Linked DNA regions of Homo sapiens: regions 2 and 3 are each linked to region 1. Evidence: read pairs that join two places in POLR2A ChIA-PET (ENCODE). Cell type or tissue: MCF 10A. All regions are shown on one strand.

Evidence for each region. Peaks named below come from ENCODE experiments on the same cell type or tissue, not always from the same donor. Only the 100,000 strongest peaks of a DNase experiment are listed, where the experiment ranks them.
Region 2: POLR2A ChIA-PET joins it to region 1 with 5 read pairs; 2 of 35 experiments call an interaction of 5 or more read pairs at or near these places.
Region 3: POLR2A ChIA-PET joins it to region 1 with 5 read pairs; 3 of 35 experiments call an interaction of 5 or more read pairs at or near these places.

What each region holds. Positions count from the first base shown.
Region 1 is chr6:150,268,235-150,276,234 of GRCh38, forward strand. It overlaps LOC105378054 (a long non-coding RNA gene), which reads left to right and starts at 1,178. Exons shown (of 3, transcript XR_943109.3): 1 at 1,178-1,736. RefSeq lists a cis regulatory region at 3,125-4,157 and an enhancer at 5,356-5,856. In MCF 10A, no CTCF peak of the experiment used is centred here; DNase peaks (open chromatin) are centred at 1,667, 4,547 and 4,897.
Region 2 is chr6:150,150,255-150,158,254 of GRCh38, forward strand. The region is part of intron 1 of PPP1R14C (protein phosphatase 1 regulatory inhibitor subunit 14C); the gene reads left to right. Among named protein-coding and RNA genes, the nearest start is that of PPP1R14C, 11 kb to the left of the region's middle. In MCF 10A, no CTCF peak of the experiment used is centred here; no DNase peak of the experiment used is centred here.
Region 3 is chr6:150,205,882-150,213,881 of GRCh38, forward strand. The region is part of intron 1 of PPP1R14C (protein phosphatase 1 regulatory inhibitor subunit 14C); the gene reads left to right. Among named protein-coding and RNA genes, the nearest start is that of PPP1R14C, 67 kb to the left of the region's middle. In MCF 10A, no CTCF peak of the experiment used is centred here; no DNase peak of the experiment used is centred here.

The DNA of each region.
Region 1 (8,000 bases):
CTCCTCCTTTTGAAAGAGATTGGCCAGAAATCAATTGCCTGATTGAAGTCAGCCTTGCTGTTAACTAAAGATCAAGCCAGATGGCGCAGGTCACTAAAGATGACTGGTTCTGCCCCTGCTGGGAACAGTTCTTGGGCCAGCTGCTCTAAGTCCCCCGCCAGCTTTCCACAAATGTCTGACCATCTTGTCACCCTCTTCCTGCAGACATGATCAGACACATTCCCTTCCCCTGAGCCTGTCTGTAGGGAACTGTGCAGTGCCAGCAGAGTTCTGGAAGGATGAAGTGCTGAGTCTCTGTTGGGTACAGACACATCCAGTTACTGGCAGGACAGAGTAGTGCTGTGGGCATTTAATCAAGATTCTGTTAGGCAGGGAGGTGTGCTGAGGCTGGAGTTCAGCAGGGAATGAGAGCAATTGCTTATATTTCCTGAGGAGCTACGATGGCCAGCTCAGCACTAAGTGCTTCATATACATTACTTCATTTAATTCCCACAACATTCCAGTGAGGCTGGTGGGTACTAGTACTGCTACTGTCCCTTTTCACAGAGAAGGAAACTGAGGTTCCAGGTCATAAAGAAGTTGCTTAAGCATACAGCTAAGAGCAGGAGAGCCAGGATGTTAGCCAGTTGGTCTGATTCCAGAGTAAGGTCTTCAGGTCTTGGAATCAGAGTTGGTCTGATTCCGAGGTTGGTCTGTCTGCAAAGACATCAAGGAGTTCACAGTGCAGTGGGAGAGAGAGACAAGCCAGCTGGGATTATATGAAATGATATGAGGATATGATATGGTAATGTGATATGATATATTATATGATCTGGTATAATGATATATGATGATATGATATGGTATGATGATATGATAATATGATATGGTAAGATATATATGGCCTGTGATGAGGCTGTGGAAACAGGGAAATAACACTGGATGGAGTCTTGTGGGGGCAGGGAGATCATGAAAGCATTTCCAAAGTTGGAGTTCTAGCTGTGTGTCCCCACAGCACCCTATGATGGTTAATGTTATGTTAACTTGACTGGGCCATGGGATGCCCAGATATTTGGTCAATGTTATTCTGGGTATTTCTGTGAGGATGATTTTGGACAAGGTTAACATCTAAATTAAGAGACTGAGGACAGCTGATTGCCCTCCCCAATGCAGGTGGGCCTCGCCCAATCAGCTGAAGGCCTGAAGAGAACAGAAGGCTGAACCTCCTGTGAGTAAAAGTCCTCCTGCCTGGATGCTTTCAAACTGGGACATCAGCTTTTTTTCCTGCCTTCAGACTCGAACTGAAGGATCCACTCCACTCTTCCTGGGTCTCCAGCTTGCAGACTCCCTCTGCAGATCTTGGGACCTGCCCACCTTTATAATTACGTGAACCAATTCCTTATAATGAATCGCTTTATTTGCACACACACACGTCCTATTGGTTGTTTCCCTGGAGAGCCGTGACTTGTACACACCCTGTTCTTATTCTGTCACAATGCCTGTTACAACATCTCAGCACTGGCCATTTAACTGCATCTCCTACTGAGCTGGAAGCTCTGGTGGATAGGGGCAGGTCTGCTCATTCACTGCTGCCTTCCCTGCACCTGGTACCATGCACACAGAATAAGCCTAGCAGAATGCCTGTGGATGGACTGACCAATGAAAGTAATGAGGTGCTGGGACCCGAAGGCTGAGTGGCATGAGTCATGAGGAGGCATAGGTGGAGTTGGAGGTGGGAGGAGGATGATGTAGCAAAGGTAATGGCATGAGTCAAGCGTCTGGCTGAGAATGGGCACAGTGAGTCTCAGACATCAGTGACTCCAGCAGGGCTGGAGCCTGCAGGGGGGTGGCCAGTGAGGGGGAGGGGAAGCTGGATGGTTGGATCATGAAGGGCTTTGCACAAAAGTTAAGCAGTTCGACTTTATCCTGCAGGAAGTGGGGGTGGCTAAAGAGTTGACAGATTCTGAATCTACCTAGCCGTGTGACCTTGGCCAAGGTATTTAACTCTGGACTTGGGTTTTGCTGTTGTTTGGTTAGTTCGTTTCTTTTTTCCATTAGAAAAATGAGGGAAGTAATGTGTCTGGGATGGTTGTGAGACTCCCATGGGTGTGTCGAGTGCTGTGTAAGGGGAGGCATGCTGGACATCTAAAGGCGCAGTGGGCATGGGGCCCACCTCAGCCTTGGCACACAAGCAAGTCCACAACATCCTTCTCCTCTGAAGGCTGACAATCGGCAGAATGTGATGAATGACTGTCTGATGGCATCAGAGAGTTGCAATGCTGTTAAAAGAAAAACCTTAGACAGATTAAGTTTAACAGAGTTTCATTGAGCAAAGAACAAACCTCAAATCGGGCAGCACTGAATGAGAATAGGTTCAGAGAGGCTCTGGCCCAGCCACATGGTCAAAGAAGATTTATGAATAGAGAAAGAAAAGTGACAAACAAAACGGAAGTGAGGTACAGAAACAGCAGGATGGGTTACAGCTCTGCATTTGCCTTATTTGAACATGGTTCAAACACTTGGCCACCTGTGATTGGCTGAAACTCAGCGCTTGGCACAAAGGTTATAGTTGTGTACAGCCAGCTAGATTACAGTTCACCATGTACAGAGAAACCTGGCTGAACTTAAAAATGTAAGGAGGCAGCTTTAGGCTAAACTTGATCTAACAATGCTTTCCCCATGCGCCTGGCATTTCTGTCTTGGGAGCATCCAGATGAATAAATGACGTCTAGGAAGAGTCCCAAGAGTCCCTGGGAGAGACTCACAGGTGCATGAGAGAGGAGTCTGTTTTGAAAGCAAGGCCCATTGAATTCCAACTAGAAAAATCTCCGTTCGTTTAAGAGCCATGTGTCTCCCTGCACTAGTTTGGTATTAATATTTATCCATGTTCTTAGTATATTCAGATCAGCTGCTGACAAGGCCTTTTCATTGATCAAATACACTACTCTATATGAAGAAACATAGAGATTGAGTGGATTAAATATATATCTCAAAGCCTTCCAAACCCCACTTTGCTCCCAAGATAACTATTTTATTTTTCTGAGCTCTCTAGAGGAAGAGAGGCAGATTAGTTTTCCCAATGGTGTAGTGACCAGGAACTCCAGAAATCTGGGGATCAGCAAGCCACTGCACCATTACAGGGCTCCAGGGTCCTACTCCTTAGCCACACTCCAAGGACCAGGAATAAGCCATTGCAAATGCTAGTTCCAGGAACACGCTGACCCAGCTGTGATCCAGGGATCAAAAGCTAACACCAAACCTGTTGGCTACAAAGCTTCCTGTGAGCCCTGCCTCCCTTTCTACTTAAATGAGTTCCTAATTCAAGGCTGCATGAGGGCCTTTGGGTGGCCATTCACAATCACAAGGAAACCTCAGTTGCAGGAGAGTCTGGGATATTCAGTTTGCAATATAAGAAAGCCCTTAGCAGAAGGTTGGGATAGATAAAGAGCTGCCATATTGTCACTGATAAACTGGGTTTTTTCACCACTTTGTGTCAGTCACAAAAAAAGAACATCCAGCTGGAAAAAGCAATCAGGCTTTATTCACTAGCCAAGGAATGGAGAAGGTGGCTCTCACTCGAAAGGTAGCTTCTTCCCAAACAATAGAAGGTGTGGGGTTTTAAGGACCAGGTGCAGGGCGAGAGAAGCGTGTTTGCATGTGCAGGGCGGGACTCCAGATATGCCTAATTCATAAATATATATGTTCATATATCACCTGTACACAAAATGGTGGAGATTTTCCTTTGGGGGAGGAAATTTTAGCATTATAATGATATGTTAATGATCTGAAGGCAACTAAGGGTCATCTATTCCGGTTTGTGCTGGTTTTGTGGCATCTTATCTTCCTCTGCTCTTTGGTCAGTGGTCAGTAAGCTCTGGTGCCATCCCAGGCCTTCTGGTTTCATTAAGCAGCTGTGCCTGTAGATAAAGGGACTAAAAGAAAATAGAAAAAGGAACTTTCCCAGTGACGTCATCAGGGCTGCCCTGGTAAAAATACTGGCTGCCCTGAAGAAGACCTAGATATTCCTTGTTCAGTGTATGCCCTGAAAGATCAATGCTGGAAGCTGGCAAGAGGGAACATTCTCACTAGCTTTCTATTTTAAACAGACATGATTTAATATATTTACCCAGAAAGGTCTGAGCACACATCCTCTACTCTACCTTCCTCCCCAAACCCCACATCCCAGCAAATCTGTACTCAAGGCATTCACAGTTTGCAGAAATGATTTGCTAATCCAGGCTGGGGCAAGCCCCAAGAGAAGAGCTGACAATGACCAGTTTTCTGGGTCAGAGGCACAGAATCGAATGGGCCAGAGGGAGCCCATTCATCTCCCTTTCTTCCTCTTCAAATGTTGCTCCCTGACCCTTTATCTAAGACTGGATGGTTGATGGTCAATAAAATTGAAGTTCCTAAGCTCCTAAAGAGGTTTATGGAAACCGGCGTTTAGCTGGTGTCTCAGTGTGGCTGGTTGGTTCCTAACCAGTCTCTGCTTCTAAACTTTACCTCCAGGGCCAGGCGGGTTCAGGCACGTTCCTGGCGGAAGGTGCTCTGATGCTGTGGAAGACAGTTTCTTCATGGATTCCAACTGCTTGATTTGTGGGAATGACTCAACCATGCCTGTTCTCCCCCACCTTTGATGAGGCATCTGACACTGAGTTAATTCATTTGCATGGTGTAGACTATAGTAAATCCAGTGTTGGGACACTGTGTCATCTTCTTTCTGATTATGATGGTAACAAACGCTTGCCATAGGAGACTGGAAAAATCTATCCTATAGGAATATTGGAAAATCTATCCTGTAGGAAGAAAGAAAAAACTCACCTAAACTTGTACCACACACTGTCAAATCTGGGCACTTTTCCTTCTTTTTGTCTTTTTCCCCCTAAAGCCACAGGCGTTTAAAAACAACCTGAGCATGAGTCAGCCTGTCTGTCCACATCTACATACATGTGATCGAGGCCCTCATCTTGCAGATACAGATCTATTCTCTTGCAGAGACTCAACCTTGGACAATATCATTGCTTTCCACTGCAATATTCATTACTCCATCAACAAATTTTTATTTTTTATTCTTTTGAGACAAGGTCTCACCCTGTTTCACAGGCTGGAGTGCAGTGGTGCAATCATGGCTCACTACAACCCAAACTCCTGGGCTCAAGTGATCCTCCTGCCTCAGCCTCCTTAGTAGCTGGGATCACAAGTATGCACCACCATGCCCAGCTAATTTTTTTTCTTTTTCTTTTTTTGTAAAGATGGAGGCCTCGCTTTATTGCTCAGGCTGGTCTCAAACTCCTGAGCTCAAGCAATTCTCCCGCCTTGGCCTCCCAAAGTGCTGGGATTATAGGCGTGAGCCACTGTGTCCAGCCAGAAAGTTCTATTTTGTATAGCTAGCTTAACAAAACTGCTGCAGTGCTAGCCCCTATTCTTAGTCTATTGCCCATCTGGCCTCCACTATCTGGAAGATAGACAGAAGAGCCCACAACCTTCTCCAGACAACAAAGAAACTGGCCGGTGAAATCATCAAGAGGCTAGCTGGCGTCTGGGGGGTGTGAGGGAGTGCATTGCATTAATGAAGTCTTTTTATTCTTGGAAAAGTGTTTGGACAAAGGCTGTGCTATGCGTATGGCGTCTCTGCAGCTCCTGGACATATGCTCTGACTGTGCTACTTCTGCACACGAAAGGTCAGCATATGGCTTCCTTTCTCTTTCCCCGAGGAAAGTGACAGGCTGGTCATGGATGCCTCACCTGCTGTTGCTCTCGCTCTGGAGAAAGAAGTGTTGGAGGCATCACTGCCAGTAAATCTTCACTGGGCTCCCAGCAGGCCTGGCCTAGCTTGACCCCTTCATGGGTAACAGCAGAAGGCCACCTGCTGCTCCGCGGCTGAGCAACCAAACAGCACAGCTGCTGAGGTTAGGGTTTGAGGTGAAATATAGCCACACACATCTCCCAGGGTCACACGTGGGTAGCCTCAAAGGGCAAATAGGTCTTGAAATGATGGTCTCAGGGGAGAAACCACTTCCATGGCCTGTTCTCGAGCTGTCCAGCTTGGCAGGGTGAGAAAAGTCTGCAATGAATGGCCTTCCTGGGTCTTTCCGTCAGAGCAGCCTGGAGTGTGTGCTGAAGGTGAAACAGCCACCCCAGCGCTTCTCCTCCTCCTCCACACTCCTTCGTCCTTTTAGGTCCCTTGCCCTACCTTTGTCCTTGTTATTGCTGACAGTCAGAGCATCCAGGAAACAGAGCTGGGAAAGAAAGAAACCAGAAGGGAGGAGAGGGGCCTAAGATTGAGGGTTTGGAGAACAGATTAATGCTATGACCTTCAGCCGCCTGGGGACAAAAAGCACCTTCCAGAGAGAAGCCATTGAGCAGTCGCTGACGTTGCATCCATCAGGCTCGTACTGGTTGTAGGATTTGATTTTTAAAAGGCACATGTTTATGACTACGTGGCTTTCTTGTCCCACTCTATAGCAAGCTAACTGAAAGCACTTTCCCCCGTGTCAATCAGTTAAAGAGAAGGCTAGCAAATATGTCTGTGACAGAATAATCTTGGTGTTTCCTAATTTCCACTTCATGGCACTGTGGAAAAAGACATCTGAAGGTGCTGTGGAATTATATGGACAAGGCTGCAGGCAGATGGCGAGGCCGTGGAGAGATTCGACTTGGAACCTATTGGGAGGATATAGGGTGGAGACGCGTGATTCTGGATCATGTGAACCCAGGATGCACGTGAATTTCCTGCATCACCTAAGGAGGAAAGTGGGGAGGCTGTTGAGCGAAAGCAGCTTGAAATTCTTCTTGGGATCCACGTTCACGTAATTGATTCCTTCCTTCCTTGCTCCTTTTTTGCCTTTCTTTTGTTGATTGATTCTTTCTTTCATTAATCAAAATCTGTCTTCAAGGATCTCACCTTCAGCTCTGGGAAGAAAGCCCATTAAGCAACCTCAAGGCAGTAAAGAAGGCAGGAAGAGACAGGAATGGTCAGAGTATATTGAAAAACGTTCCTCAGTCAGTCTCCCAAATGTTCGGTGTATGCTGGAATCACCTGGGGTTCTCTGTACCGATGCCGTCTCGAAGACCAGGGGATCTCAGGTGGTGATCAGGAATCTGCATTTCACCAGCCCCTGTCCCCACCCCATCCCCAGGGCATGCTTTTGGAAATCTGCTCACAACGTGTCCCTCCCCCTCCTTCCTGCTTTTATTAACTAGATGTTAAAATGCTTGGAGTCACACTCAGGAGTGTGTGGAGTCTTCTCGTGAGACTTAGGTCCTTGTTTTTTAGCACCAAGTAAACATTTCTAGCCTTTCTGTTTCTTACAGAACAATCCATTTCAAAGCCATACCTCCGAGGGGGCAAGGGTTTTCTCTAGACCATGCAACATCACTGTCTCTGGCCCTGCGGCTGTTGGAGCGGTGGGTACAGATGTGCTGAAGGTGCCAGTTCATGCCCTGAGGCTGCTGCTGAGCTGCTCGGACTGGAAACCAGCACTGAGCCTTGTGTGCACAGAGAAAACCACTGGGGAGTTCAAAGGACAAAAGACCCTTTCAACTTCATCGATGCCTATGGCAATGGCTTGGAGAATAAAACCAGTGCTTTTTTTTTTTTTTTTTTTGAGAAAGAGTCTTGCACTGTTGCCCAGGCTGGAGTGCAGTGGCACAATCTCGGCTCACTGCAAGCTCCGCCTCCTGGGTTCACGCCATTCTCCTGCCTCAGCCTCCCGAGTAGCTGGGACTACAGGCACCCGCCACCATGCCTGGCTAATTTCTTGTACTTTTAGTAGAGACGGGGTTTCACCCTGTTAGCCAGGATGGTCTCGATCTCCTGACCTTGTGATCCGCCCGCCTCGGCCTCCCAAAGTGATGGGATTACAGACATGAGCCACCACGCCTGGCCAAACCAGTGCATTATTAACACATGTTTCAAGCCATCGAATGTGGACCTGCAGTCTTAAAGCAGATCCCAGAACACCTTAGCTTGTATTTGTCCCTGAGGCCTGGCAGATGCTAGCAGTCCTGCCCCTCACTTT
Region 2 (8,000 bases), 120 kb before region 1:
TTCTTCATTGACTTACTTGCTCCAAACAGGAACTGAAAGGTGGTAATGGTAGCCAATTGACTTTGAAGTTTAGGTTGACAGAATTCTTTTGCAAATGTGATCTTCCCTGAGTCCCACCCACTGTCTTTTCCTTTGCTCCTAACGTGCCCCTGCTACACTAGTTCTGCCTGCTGTTCTCATCTCTGTGGGTACATGTTTGCTTTTGCTGTCTTCTGTTTGTCCTTTTCCTCTCAGCCTAAAACAACCTGGCAGCCCCTGGTCTCCCTCGCCTAGCCCACAGCTCTCTGTCAAGAAGTCTCTTTCTAGATGGAGGGAAGAATCAAATCTGAATTTTATTTTCCATGTGGCACATGCTTTGGCCACATGGTTTACTTTGTAGTGCATGCTCTTGCTCTTGTTTCCTGCACTGGGCTAGTTCAAGCCTTCACCTGTCTTTTCAAGGCACCTCTTCTGTTCTCTGCCCTCCCAGTCTCCTCCTCTGCAAGCTAGACCAGCCACCCTCCAGGCACTTCATTCACGACACCCCTTTCTTGGCTGAGTTTTCAACCTCTCTGGCCCATTCATTTCAGCATATACACAAGTTGAAGTCTCTCTCTTCTGTTTAAACCACCACCATCCCCCACTACCACACAAATACCTTCCCCTCCTCCGCCCTGTATTCCCCCACCGCACATGCCGCTCCGTCTTTCTCCTTCCCTTTCTGGGTTTTTCCTCTTTTGCCTGCTCTTCAGTGATGACATTTCTCTGTCTTCGGGCCCTGGCTCTCTGTTTTTTTTGTTGTTTGTTTTGTTTTGTTTTTTTTTCCTTCACTCCTGCGTGCTGTTTTTGGATGATAAGACCCTTCCTGTGGCTTTAATTGCTGTCCATATGCGGACAACGTGTGACTCTGTATTTTTAGCCCTGATCTGTTTTCTGAGTGCCAGATGTATTCAGACAACTTTGAAATGGACAGTGCCACTTAGTACCCCAGAGAAACCTCATATTCAACTGGTCTGAAAATGAGTTTCTCATCTTCCTTAGGAAACCTGCTCCTCTTCCTCACTTCCCTCAGTGGGCGGCAGGCGCTGCTGTGCACAGTTGTCCCAGCCCAAGATTACGTGGCATGCTTATCTCTTGCCTCCTCCTTGCTGTCACACCCAGGAGTCACAAAGTCTTGTTGATGCTCCTACAGCTCTGGAATATGAGTCCCCACTGGTCCCTGCCACTGCCTTAATCCAGCTCCTTGTAACTTCTCACCTGTATAATAGCAATGGTCACTGTAGTCCAGTTTCTTTCAAATTACGGCAACCACTCTTTCTGCTACTGCACCCTCCACCACTGCTGCTATTGTTTCTACTACTGCTGGGACTAACCCAGCTCTCAGGTGACAGCCAGGAGATTTATGCATCTTACCTCATACCATCAATCCTCCCAACAACTTTATGAAGGAGATGGTGTTATCTTCATTTCTTCATTTTTTGGAGAAAGCAGCTGAGATCTGAGAAGTTGTCCCTTGTCCTTGTCCAAGTTCACACTGATTCCAAAGTCACTTAGCTATGATGCTCCCATTGCTCCCAGTAGCTCCATTTAAGAAGTGCTGATTGCGGCCGGGCGCGGTGGCTCACGCCTGTAATCCCAGCACTTTGGGAGGCTGAGGCGGGCGGATCACGAGGTCAGGAGATCGAGACCATCCCGGCTAAAAAGGTGAAACCCCGTCTCTACTAAAAATACAAAAAATTAGCCGGGCGTAGTGGCGGGCGCCTGTAGTCCCAGCTACTTGGGAGGCTGAGGCAGGAGAAGGGCGTGAACCCGGGAGGCGGAGCTTGCAGTGAGCCGAGATCCCGCCAATGCACTCCAGCCTGGGCGACAGAGCGAGACTCCGTCTCAAAAAAAAAAAAAAAAAAAAAAAAAAAAGAAGTGCTGATTGCAAACCTTGTCCTTCATGGGTGCTAATTTAATCCTCGCAGTAACTCTGCAAGGTAGGTGAAGAAACTGAAGTACAGGGAGTTTGAGCTGCAGGCCTCCGTCAGAGGCCACATGGCGGGCAGGTGGCAGGGTCTCTGGTTCCTGGGTTGGGCCTCCCGCTCTGTCCCTGCTCCAGCTCCCCACGGTGCTTCAGAGCCACCTCCATGGGCTGCAGCTAGTGTGTTTTCTAAAATCCAGGTGGGATCTTGTTCCGCACAGCCTTCAGGATAAAGCAGGAGCCCCTTAGCACGTGACCAGGGCTCAGGGGTTTCCCTGCCCCAGTCTCTGGACTTGTCTCTAGGCACCCCCAGCCCTGCTGTTTCAGCTATCAGCTGAGTCCCTAAGGCAGCTCAGCAGGAGCCCCTCTGCCATAATCACCTCCACCCCCTCCCCTGCCCCCACTCCCTAGCTGTCTAGCTTGCACCTGTTCTTAGCCTGGTACTTGGCAGTGCCTTCCCAGGAGCTTCTCTGATCCATCTCCTGCTGTCAGGCTGGCTCTGTGGCCTTTCCAGGGTCCCTCTTTCTGTAATCCTGTCTCCCACCCTCACTGCAGCCTCCTGAAGGCAGAATCTTGTACCTTTGCAGCCCTGGTGACTCTCACACACCTGGCTGCACTTGGGTGTCTCTGCTATGGACTGAATGTTTGTGTCTCCCCAGATTCATAGGTTGAAACGCTAGTCCCCAGAGTGATGGTATTTGGAGGGAGGACTTCGTGGAGGTCATTAGTGTTAGGTGAGGTCGTGAGGGTGGAGGTCCTGTGATGTGATTAATGCCCTTAAAAGGGGAGGAAGGGGCCAGAGCTCGCTCTCACTGCCATGCAAGGGCACAGCGTGAAAGCACAGCAAGAAGATGGAAGACGGCCACCTGTAGACCAGGAGGAGGATGCTGGCACCCTGATCTCAGACCTCCAGCCTCTAGAACTGTGAGACAGAAATGCTTGTTGTTGAGCCACTCAGTCTGTGCTATTTATTTGACTGTCAGTGAGTGACAGTGGCTGCATCTTCTGGTTACATGATGTGCATTTCAGAAATGTGTTCCCAAAATTAAGCATATGAATATAATTTGGCTCTGCCTGTATTGAAAACCTGCTCTTTCACTGTCAACTTGAAGTTATGGTTCTTTTTCCTGGTTATAAATTATAACTATGGAGTCCTTTGAACCTCTGAACTAAAAGGAAGTTGTGGCGTAAGGCACAGATGTATGGGGTAATGAAAGTCTTCAAAGAAAGGGATCACGAGTTACTGCCATTCTCTGTAATTTTAAGTCTTCAGCATGTCCAAGAATTTTGTTTGCACAGGAATTGCTTATTTCTATGTGAGTAGAAATGCTTGTGCAAGGAAGTAGCAAGTGCTTTTCCATCTGTGGATAAGACTTGGAGCAACAGGCTCACACAAGTCTTCACAGAACAAGAATGAAAGCCTGGATTCCTGCCTCTGCTTAAAAGGTTGGGGCCAATACATTCTCACTAGGTTTTTCTTAGTCAGCACTGGCATTTTGGAAATCTGTTCCACTGAGTAAAAGCTTAGAAAAAAGAAGACCAGAACGTGGGTGGGTCTCTAAATCATCACTTTATGGTTGAGGAATAAAGTGATTAAGAAACAGCTTCTTCATTTTGAAAGAATCCACGGGGAAATCTGTGGAAGGAGCTGTGGAGGGCTGGAATATTCATTCACTCACTCATTCATTTATTTGTTCAACAGATAACATAGGGCAGGAAAGGGGTTATAAAAAGCTTCACCCTTTTAAACTGTGTAAGGGAAAAAGTAGAAAAAGTAAAGGAACGAACACTTCACATTATGGCAGAAGAATGGAGGAGACCATATGATTGAAAGCTCTTTGGGGCAGGGACTCTGTCCTGTTCACAGTTGTGTTAGTATATTCCACACAGTTATTTCGTACATAGTGGCTGCATATTTCTTTACTCAAAGTCTGTGTTCAGGAAAGGATATGATAAATTCACTGACATTAGATTGCAAATGACTAAAAACAACTTACTTATCTTTCATTTTAATAGGAAGTCAGATCTTAAGTAAGAGAAAGTAATCTCTTAAGGGCTGGGCTTCAGGAATGAATAAGCCAGGGCAGGATGTATGCTTTGTGGCTGTGGGAACCTTGCTGGCACCTATGAGATTAATTCCTGTCGGCTGTTCCCAGTGTGAGGTAGTGGGAATGGCCCTTGCCTGTGAGCTCCGTCCTAGTCGGGCCACCGCTGACCAGCTAGATGAGCTTGGCAAGTCATTTTCACCAACAGAGTTTGTTTTCAGGTTTTCTTTCTTGATTTGAAAAAAAATGAGGGAGATCTGGGACTTTCTAGCTCTAACCTTTAGATGTTCTATGCTAAAGCCAGGGCTGCACTGGTGAAAGTGAGATGTATCAAAGAAAGGGTGATATTGAAAGCAGGAGAAATAGAAGTGTCTTCCCCTTCAAGGCAAACCTGAGACAAGGATTAGACTAGTTCACCAAAGGGCCATCGAATTTGCAGAGCTAATTTCCTGTAGCTGAAGTGGGAGCGTATCCATCCTGCACTGGGCATGATGTCTTGTGTGAGTGGCTTGGGTAGGGACTAGAACGTAAGGATTAGATTAATAACTTTTTTTTTTAAATCATCTTTTCCTCCTCTGAAACCTCTCCTTAACTATTGGCTTTCAAGTTAAGTTTGGAATCTGACAGCACAGACACTCACAGCCACCATAGCTGCTTTTTCTTTGCATTTAATTGGGTTAACTTTTAAGAAATGGCATGTTTGACTTAAGATTTTTAGGCATATAACCTATAATATTGGCTTTGGGGGGTGCTTTTCTGTTCTTATTATTTGTCCTTTATCTTGGCACCTCATAATTAACTAATGGTGGTATTTATTTTAACTTGAGGGAGGTTCATTTTGAGATATGAAATGAGCATCTGAGAGGGAAAATCACAGCAGCTTTCAGAAGTGAAATTTAACAAGGTGAAATGTACAAATTAGCTTGAATAAGAGCATGACTGAATCTATACTAAGCAAATTACTTTCTGTTGGGGAGTTTATTCCTGGAATGTCTCTTTATAGTTAGTTTTAGGACTAATAGGATGGGATAACAAGAAAAACTTAAGATTTTTTATGGACAGTTCTGGCAGGAAGTGAAAAGCAGAACTTATTCTTTGTAATATTTATTTATTTGGTATAATGATAGAATCATAAAGCACCATCAGATAATCCCATTTGACCCACATAAATACTCAGTGATATAAGTAGCTACTCCATTTTAAAATGAGAAAACGGGGAGGCTCCAAGAGTCTTAGTAACATGCTCAAGTTTAAACTGCCAGTAACAAGAGGAAGACTTGCTTCCTGGAAACTGTGAACATCAGTTGCACCATTTCCCCCCAGATACCTTCCATGTATTCTAGCATGTTTGGCCAATACACTGAGCAAATCTTTTTTGTTTGATTTACTTGATACATTTTCAAATATGCTTCATCTTAGTTGAACAGTTTACAGGATTCTGTTATTTCTCAAGTGAACCATTTACAGGAGTCAGCCATTTCTTAAGAAAAATGCAAATCCTGGCTGGGCACGGTGGCTCACACCTGTAATCCCAGCACTTTGGGAGGCTGAGGCGGGTGGATCACTTGAGGTCAGGAGTTTGAGACCAGCCTGAACAACATGGTAAGACCCCGTCTCTATTTAAAATACAAAAATTAGCCAGGTGTGATGGTGGGCACCTGTAATCCCAGCTACTCAGGAGGCTGAGGCAAGAGAATCGCTTGAACCTGGGAGGCAGAGACCGTAGTGAGCCAAGATCGCACCATTGCACTCCAGCCTGGGTGACAGAGTGAGACTCTGTCTCAAAAAAAAAAAAAAAAAAAAAAAAAAAAGAAAGAAAGAAAAAGAAAAATTCAAATCCATTATCTCTGAAGTAGACACCCCAGTGAGTGAGCTACTTCTTTCTTTCTTTGCCAGGTTTGCATGAGCCGTTGGTCATGGAGTCCTTGCACTCTTGGTCTATCTATTTAGATGGAATTGACTCCATGCTCAATCTCTTTTGAGGTTAAAAGTTAGAAACTCACTTTAAATAAGGCAAGGGATACAGAGTATATATTTTATCTTACATATTTGAAAGCAGCAGATATTATCATTGACATGGTAGAAGTAATGCTTTTTCTAAATACAATGTAAAAAACTATTAATTACTTGGTTTGCTTATGCTAAATGATGTTTTCACTCAAGTCCTTAGCTACTGCCGCCAATCATCTGTTAATATTTTTCTCTTATATTTGTATGTCAATAGCGCACACATTGGTAAAGCCATTTCATTCATTTCTGCTAATGTTAATGGAATTAAATCTGTTTCAAGCCAGGTAGGTGAGGTGTTGAGTTTTCAGATTGGCAGAGATAGCTTTTCTGTTTGGTTCTTATGAGCTAATACTCTACATAACAATTCAAATTAGTCAACTGGTTTTTCTCATGTTTGTGTTGGGGTGTGGCAGCTCTCTGACAAGTCAAAAGAAAATGAGTAATTGATTTGGTGCTAAAACATGATTATGCTTGCTATAATGAAAGCACCCTAGAAATATTAAAACTAAAAAACAACACGTACTATCTCTGTTAGACAAGTGCCTTTTGTTATGTTAAGATATTCCATTTCTTCTTCATGCGAGATGGTTCAGCATTTACTAATCTTATACCAGAAGCAGTTTACATGGAGAGATATTTAGATAATGAAAACTTGTCTGTACTTAGGTAAATGGAAAGGTTGTCACCTGAACTAGCCAGAGACTCCAAAGCATTTAGCTGCCAGTCATGCCTTAAACCTTGGGAACATCCCATGTTAGACTTAGATTAAGAACCCTTTTGGGGTTTCAAAGAGGTGACGGGCTGCATTCAATGGTGAATGATCCCAAGGTTGAGTTAACTCATCACTCTGAAGAAGAACAAAATGAGGAATTTACTTAGTTAACTACTGACACCTTACTATAAACTCTGAAGGAAGGCAAAGAATGAGATACAGATAATGTATAAAATATTTAGTAAAATGAAATTCTCATGTCAGCTGTTAAAACCACAACTCCGAGGATGTGAGAGAGTGTGGTCTATACAGGAGGGGTGGAGTGGGTGTGGACCTCAGCCTTCTGCTCTAGGAATCCATGCTTGTGAATGTCTTCCTAACTCTAGCCCCACTTTACAAAATCAAAACAAACAGAAAAGTTTCTAAGTATGGCTTCTTACTGGTGGTGGGAAACAGTTTGTCTCATTATCTCATTTCAGAGATGCCTACTGGTTATACTCACAGGTTCTTTTCACATCCTTTATGCCCTGATTGAGAGGATGTCTTAGTCCATTTTGTGTTGCTGTAGCAGAATACCTGAGACTGGGTGATTTATCAAGAAAGAGCCTTATTTGGCTCATGATTCTGGAGGCTGGGGAGTCCCAGAAGCATGGCACTGCATCCGTTGGCTTCTGGGCTTCTAGGGAGAATCTCATGCCATGTCATAACATGATGGAAGGTCAAAGGGGAAGTGGACACAGGTGAAGGGTCAAAACAGACCCTGCCCTGGAGGGAACTAACCTGTCACCTCCAGAATGAATCCAGTCTCACAAGAGCAAGAACTCACTCACTGTAGTGAGAACTGCACCAAGACACCTAGGCCCAGAGGGCGGAGTCTCTGTGACCCAAGCTCTTCCCATTAAGTTCCACCTCTTAAAGTTTCCACCTCCCAACATTGCTGCACTGGGAATTAAGGTTCCAACGTGCGTTTCGATGGGGACACTCAAACCATAGCAGAGACATTGCCTTCTAAGATAGACCCTCCCACCTTCCTGGGCTGGGGGAGCTGGCTTGGTCTATCTAGAAGGATGAGCAGGCTGCCCACTACCTACCTTTATTAAGAGTGATTTCAGTCATCATACTTGGCTAACTTTAATTTCCACTTTTAAATTATCTAATCCTTTCAGAGAAATTTTGGGGATTAATAAATATGAAAAACCATCTCCCCAAAAGCTCAGAATATTTATGAAAGTATTATTAGCAACATCTACTATGCTTTTGCTATAACTAATTCTGCCTTGTTAATCTAGTA
Region 3 (8,000 bases), 62 kb before region 1:
GCTTATTTCTGTGGCCTCTTAACTGGTCTTTTCGCGTATGCCCTCCTTTCTAACAGGTAAACCATAACCCATCATGCCTCTGAAAGAATGAGAACCCATCAATGGCTTTTCTCTTGCTCACGGTACAAGTCAGAGGCTTTACAGGGGCCTCTGAGTCTCCACATGCTCTGTCCCTTCCCCCACCATGGCCCCAACTCTGATACAGTGACCCCGGGCTCCTGGCAGCTTCTTAGACACAGCCTGGCATTACGTGTTTTCCCTTGATGCTGTGTCTTTAATCAGATACCTTTCTCGCTGAGCCTTACCCTGTCACTGCCTGACTTAAAATTCCAGCCCCCATACTCCCTGTCTCCCCTGCCTAATTTTTCTGCAAAATATTTATCAATCTTTGCCACTGTACGTATTGTACTTATTTGTTTATTGTCTGTCTTCCCCCATTAGAGTTTAATCCCCACGAGAGCAAATATTTTTGTCAATTGTTTATTCCTTAACCCTGGCATCTAGGACAGTGCCTGGCAGGTAGTAGGTGCTCAGTAAATCGGTGCTGCAGGGGTTTGCCTGGTGTTCTGAGATCCTGATGTAGATGTGCCTAGTTCTAGAATAATCTGACGTAACCCGTGATGTGCATCTTCATGTGTGAGCACTGGTATTTGTTTTACAGTGTTGATTTGTGAGACAATGCCACTCCTGTTCACTTGTGTTGGAATGTGTCTTCATGAGCAGGAGGAAAGGGAGGCGTTCTACACGGGGCATGAGGATGGTCCCTGCCGGGAGCTCTCCTCTCTGCCGCAGCTGTCATTTGCATCTGCGTCAGTGCCCCAGAAGTGAACCTTCGTAGGATATAGGTAGGTCAGGACCTGCTCTCCTGGGTGACAAGAAAGGCGATTCCTGTAAATATTATGTAAAACATTCCTTCACTTCACCATGGAGTCAATGGAGTCAGGTTCAGTCAGGCTATTTTGATGTTTTTTTTTGTTTGTTTCTGTTTTTGTTTTTTTTTTGCGACAGAGTCTCGCTCTGTTGTCCGGGCTAGAGTGCAATGGCATGATCTCGGCTCATTGAAACCTCTGCCTCCCGAGTTCCTGCGATTCTCCTGCCTCAGCCTCCTGAGTAGCTGGGATTACAGGCACATGCCACTATCCTCGTCTAATTTTTGTATTTTTAGTAGAGACAGGGTTTCAACACGTTGGTCAGGCTGTTCTTGAGCTCCAGACCTCATGATCTGCCTGCCTCGATCTCCCAAAGTGCTGGGATTACAGGTGTGAGCCACTGTGCCCGGCCTATTTTGATGTTTTTAAAAAGGGCTTTGGGAGGACTTTGCTCTCTGGCTCTAAGCAAGCTTTAGCCATTGGTTTAACTTTAAAAACAAATGTGTATTAGGGAAATACTGGTAATATAGGATCCCACTGGAAAGGCATATGCTTGTTTACCCATGCTACTTCTGTCTAAGGCCCAAGGTGAGGCCATCCTACCCCAGCCACTCTAAATGGCCTGGCCACCTGTGCAGATGGGTGCCCGGTGGGGCTGGGCCCTCGATTCGCATCAGGCAAGCTCATCTCCATGCCTTGCGTGCTCCCCAGCTTGTCAAGCCTCCATCTGTTTCGTTCTTCACTCCGGCATCCCATGTACCTTCCTCAATCTGGATTTGGGGACATGCCCTCTGGCCTTCATGAGCCACAACTGTAGAGGATATAAGAAAATCAAAGTTTATTTCTCTATTTTTCTGGAGCACTCCTTCCCAAAACAGGATAAATACATGAAGATGTAAGACCTAATATGTCTTAAAATGTCTATGGTTTTTTCTCTACTCTTGATAGATAGTCTGAGAATGTCTTAGTTCATTTTCTGTTGCTGTGACAGAAGACTACAGACTGGGTAATGTATACAGAAAATAAATTTATTTCTTTTAGTTCTGGAGGAAGATAATCAATGTCAGCAGGCTTCCCAATGGAAGCCAAGAGCAGGGATTCCAGAATCCCAAGAGGAACCAATTTCCAACCTCAAGGCCTGGGAAGTTCAAGGTCGAGGGGTCATATCTGGTTGGCTTCTGGTGACAGCGTTCATCCCGTGTAATAGCATGGCAGAAAACTGGAAGGGCAGGCAAGCGCTTGAAAAAAGAGATGGGGCAAAGGGGGCTGATCCACTTTATAACAACCAGCGCCTCATGAGAACCAACTCAGTCTCTAGAGAACAGTGTTAATGCACGCATGAGGGTGTGCCCCCATGACCTAATCACCTCTGAAGGTTCCCATTACCTCTCACTCAGTACTGTTGCCCTGGGGACCAAATTCACCCTGAGTTTCGGAGGGGTCAAACCACATCCAAACCATAGCAGGGAGGATGTAGGCCTTGAGGGTGGAAATGGTTTCCTCTCGGGTTTCTGGAATATTTGCTGTTGGCTTCCATGCTCTGTTGCTATAGGGAAACCCACTGACATTAATTCTCTATCTTCCATGTGTGGCCTGGTTTTCTTCTGAAAGCTTCCAGGATCCTCCCTTTATCCCCAGTGTTCTGACATTATATAGTGATGTGTCATAGGGTAGGTTGGGCCCCTTGTTAAGTGGGAACATTTTTTTTTGCAGATTCCAGGGCTGATTTAAATATTTAATGTTATATTATTTAAATACATACCACTTAAAACTGGGTATAAATTCCTTATGCTATGGTTATAAAAATCACATCCAAATTGCAAATTAAACATAAAGTACCAGCTAATGAAACTCAAATGCACAACATCCCTTTGCTGTGATGGCTGGCTTCACTCCTTTTGTCACTGGAATTAGGTACAGATTGCCGTCTCTCAGTGTCCTTTGAGTGATAGCGTTTGGCTTCACTTGGCGTGAATGAGTCATTTATATATTAAATCTACCCTGTGGCTTTTTTCTCATTAGCCACAACAATTAACATAATTCTGCTTGATGCCAATGTGTAAACACAGAGCAGCCCGGCACAGCGTGGTTATAGCACGGCTGTCCAGACTATTCTTAGACTGTGCTTGCTTACAGGAATTATTTTGGATTGTCATTACAATGAAAACATGAGATGTAAATGTTTTCATAGACAGCTCACATAGTCCCAAGGATTCAGTTCTTTTTATACGCTTCCTATGCCAGTTTGCTCCCATAGGCCTATAGAAAGATGAGCTATAAGAAATTGTGGCTATTGTTCAGATGAGTGTTTGAACAGGCCATAATAAGCTGACATTTGCCACTCCCCACCCCTGCCACCCCACGTTTCTCCATCAGCTGCCACAATTTGCACAGGAGTTTAATCCCGTGTTACGTTGCCATCCCTATTTTGAAATGGAGACGGATGAGAGCTGTTAGCCACAGTCATTTCCAGGAAGCTGCCAAGCTATGTCTCCTAGAGCTTGGAGACCATGATCCATCTTCAGGTGAGGTTTTAGCTTGAACATTCCTGCCTGCTCCCTTCACTGCTGTGGGCAGGGGTGAACGTTTATATTTTTTAAAAGCTAATGTGACATCAGACAGGGCTGACAGTGTAAACTTTCTGGCTAGTTAGAAGTGTGTGTATATATCTGTGTGTTTATTTGTGTATGTGTGTATGTGTGCATGTGAGTGTATGAGTGGTGTGGAATGGGTGTATTCATGTGTGTGTATGTTTGTGTATGTGTTTGTGTGTGTGGATGTGAGTGTATGAATGGTGTGGAGTGTGTGTATTCATCTGTGTGTATGTTTGTGTATATATTTGTGTGTGTGTATGCATGTGAGTGGTGTGGAGTGTGTGTATTCATGTTTGTGTATTCATCCATGTGTGTATTCACATGGAGTGTATGTTTGTGTATGTATTTGTGTGTGTGTGTGTGCATGTGAGCGTATGAGTAGTGTGGAGTGTGTGTATTCGTGTGTGTATGTTTGTATATATATTTGTGTGTGCATGCATGTGAGTGAGTAGTGTGGAGTGTTTATATTCATGTGTGTGTATGTTTGTGTATATATTTGTGTGTGTGTGTGTGTGGATGTGAGTGTATGAATGGTGTGGAGTGTATTCATCTGTGTGTATGTGTATATGTTTGTGTATGTGTGTGTGCATGTGTGTGTATGAGTGGTGTGGATTGTGTGTATTCATGTGTGTGTATGTCTGTGTATATATTTGTGTATGTTTGTGTATATATTTGTGTGTGTGTGTGTGTTGTCACTGCGGGCCAGCTGTGTTTCAGGACCCTGCTTTGCTTGCATTTCTGCATCCTGGTACCTGAGCCTGTTCTGAGCTTCATCCGTGGCATGCCCAGCGCCAGGTTCTGCAGCGCTTCCCAGTGCAGTGGCAATGCGGAGTCCCACTGCTGCTTGCAAGTTGGGGCAAGGGGGCTGGTGATGGCCAAGCCTACACTGTGTGTTGGTTTGTGAGGTGTCTTCAGAGCCCCGGTGTGCTCCCGTCATTACTGTCCTTCTCCAAAACCTCTCAGCCTCAGAACCTGGATCTTATCTTTACCTTTTCTTTCCCCCGATCCCTCATCCAGTTCATCTCCAAACTCCATCTGTTTATTCCTCCCTATTATCACTATTTTAAAATCTTATTTTTGCCAGGATCATCTTCAAGCCCTGTTGCTTCGCACCTGATACATGACATTCCCACAGCCTCCTGCCTCCTCCCTGTTATCCCGGGCTCCGCAGTGGGGCCATCTCTTCCTTCTGTCATTCCCCTGTCTTGTTCTGGAGCCATGGAGCCTTCAGTGTGACAGTCTCTGCAGGACAAGGGGAACCGGCAGCCTATGGGCCAATGGGTTTTGTTTATCCTACACAATATTTTAAGAAGTTGACGGACAGCTTTAAAAATTGGAATTTTTTTACATTAAAAAACTCTATTTTCAGTTATTCCTGAAAACGTAGAAAATCCAGCAGCACTGAGCACATATTCCTAGAAGGTGACAGGAGGTGGGAATGGCGTGTTCCCTGCTGCTTTCCCTCAGGCCATGTTTTCTCCAGTTTGCTGCACTCCTCACTCTACTGTATAGCCCCTCAGCCTGCTCCATTTCTGTCACCTGTCTGGCCCCCATCGACGTGCATATTTGCAGCCCAGAGCTGACTGGCTTCCTGGCCAAGGACCTTTCTACACCCACATTTAGAATTCATCTTGTCTCTTTGCCTCCTGCTACCATTTTGCCTCTTGGGAGTGCTCTCCCTTCCCTCTAAACCTGTTCAAATCCTGTCATTCCGCAAGGTCAGTTCACCTCCTCCCTCCTGTGTGCAACTTCCCTGCCTGCCCCTGGCGGAGTTTTCTCTCTCCCTGAATCACTAAAGCGCTTCAGGTTTGTCTGTGGCTTTGGGGCCATTGCATGTCATTGTGTTTGTCAGAGCTGTGTTTAGACAGCCCGTCCCCCAGTGCCAGGGCCTCACTGTGGCTGACACACAGTGCCTTGCACTCTGCGGACTCTGGGTTCTCAACAAATGTACGACAAGAAAGATGTGTAGAGGTGATCCAGGGCCTCGTGCTATGGGTACCAACAGGAGGGCCTCTCACTAATGTGGGGCAGGGAGTAGCTGATAACTTTCCCCAGCAGCTGTGAAGACAGTTGTTTCACTTTTTGTCACCAGAGCCACTGTTTAGGGACACACCTTTAATGTGGGAAAATGCCCAAACACAACTAAGCTCTGGGACGTCATGGTGGGCCATGGGCATGTTCCCTCCTTTGTAAGTGATTTGATCTATCACTAAGGTCATTCAGTGATACTGCTCTAAGATCAGCATACAGAAGATAAAGTTAAATAGGACTTCAATCAAATTTAGAATATTTCCATACTTCTCATTAAGAATATTAAGTACCAATTTACAGGATTCTCTACTTGGTACTAGGTGCTGTCTTTGCTTCCCAGGACTCTCCCTCAAGAGCCTCTGGGTCTCTATGTTCTTCTCACCTGGGTTTTGTTTCAGCTTCACTGACATTCAGAACACCCGGGACGCATGCTGAGCTGGGAGCGGGATGCCTTTCTCTTCCTATGCCTCTGATAAATCAGGGTGGGATTTCTGAGAAGCAGCATAGGTTGGTAAAAAGCGCAGATGCCTAATGGCTGTTAACGATGACTCAATCACTTGAGGTTTTTTCCCCAACCCTTGAGATCTGGGCTTTGTTTGCATCAGCTTTCTGGCTGGTAAAACCAAGCTCAGGGTTTCTCATCACATGCCCTTGGGTAGTAGGAGTGACCTTGAGATGCCTGGCATTTTTTTCTTTACTCCTGTCAAGCCCCTTTGAGAGGGGAAGGGGCTTTGCTTCCCAACTTCTGGGCCAGAGGGCGAGTGTACTCTGGGGTAGCACTGTCCAATAGAGCTTTCTGCTACAATGCAAGTGCTCTCCATCTGTGCTTTCCAGCACAGTAGCCACTTGCCTCGTGTAGCTATTGAGCACTTGAGATGTGGTCATTGCGACTGAGGAACTGAGTTGTATTTCATTTTAATGTATTCAAATGTGCTTACCACATATGCTTACCATATGGGACAGCCCAGATCTCAGGGGTTGGGGAAAATGGGTCAGTGCAATACCTAACAGAGAGCCGTGCACAGTCCTAAGGGGAAGATGCCTAACTGAAGATGCCTACTGTGTAGGGCGAGGCTCTACACTGCTATGCAAGTCAAAGCCTGTTTGGCCTAACTTGGCTGGCGTCAAAACTATTTGAATTATATTTGCAGAAAAACCCATTGCTGTGCTGTTCTGCGGAGGGCATTAGTTACTAATTGTTCTCTCATTTCCTTTAAAAATAGCAGACACCAAGCTCCCTTAGCTGTGATTTAAGGAGCCACAGTGGTATAGCTGGCGAGTGCAGTCACGAACCGCATAACAGCATTTCAGTCAACAATGGACTGCATATATGACAGTGGTCCCATAAGATTATAATACCCTGTTTTTAACGTACCGTTTCTATGTTTAGATGCGCAAATATTTCCCACTGTGTTACCGTTGCCTACATTATTCCGTATGGTAATATGCTGTCCGGGTTTACAGCCTAGGAGCAATATAGGCTGTGCTATACAGCCTGGGTGTGTGGTAGGCTACGCCATCTAGGTTTGTGTAAGTTCACTCTGTGATGTTTGCCCAACGATGCTCCTAGCCATCGAAAGGTCATCCTTCAGCTTTATTATCATCAAAGCGTTTCAACTTCCTGTTTCTACATCATCTGCTTCTATTAATAGCTACATGATTGTTAAGTACAAATATGAAAATTATGTCGAGGAGTACAAAATCTTTCTTCCATTAGGCAGAACCGCACAGATGAGATCTAAAACGTTCACATTGATAAATACTGCTTTTGAAGTGGATTTTTCCCCTTAAGAGCCAAGCAAAGGATCAAAACGGAAATTCTCCACAGAAACAAGAATAAATCACTAGAGAGGTTGTTTCTGGAATTTTCCTGCCCATTGAGGGCCTGTTCTTGGAGCTAATGTCAGCGAGGATAGTGTATCATATTCCTTGACTTCCTCAGTATACTGGGGTCCTCACTTTTGTGTTGTAACACACACACACACACACACACACACACACACACAAGAGGTTGAGTACTATTACTGAATAAATGCACTTTAGTAGGAAGGAAACATTCAGAAAGTCAGCCTCTTCTGGGAAGCCAAGACAAACAGCTCTTGGAGCCAAGACACAGAGAGGCCACACCCAGGGAATGCCCGGGTGTCCCCAGTGTCCCCATGTACACCTTTCTCTCTAGCTCCTGCAGATGCTTCTCAGCCATCCCTGTGGCTGGAAGGAGTTGGGCTGCCATGACTCCTGATGAAATGCAAAATTGCAGGACTCTCTTAAATGCTCTTTTATTTTGACATTTTAAAATGCTATTCTGAGAGGTATAGAGAAGACTTAGGTAACAGAAGAGATGAGAAATAGCCAAGATCTCCTTTGAAGTTCAGATTCCAAATCAGTGGGGTCTTTCACCAAATCCATCTGGCCCTTCTTCCCTCTTTTTGGGCTAGAGGTCTTTGGTGGCAGGAATATTAAACTAGACCCACATTGGCTGCAACAATGAAAGAGGTTGATTCAC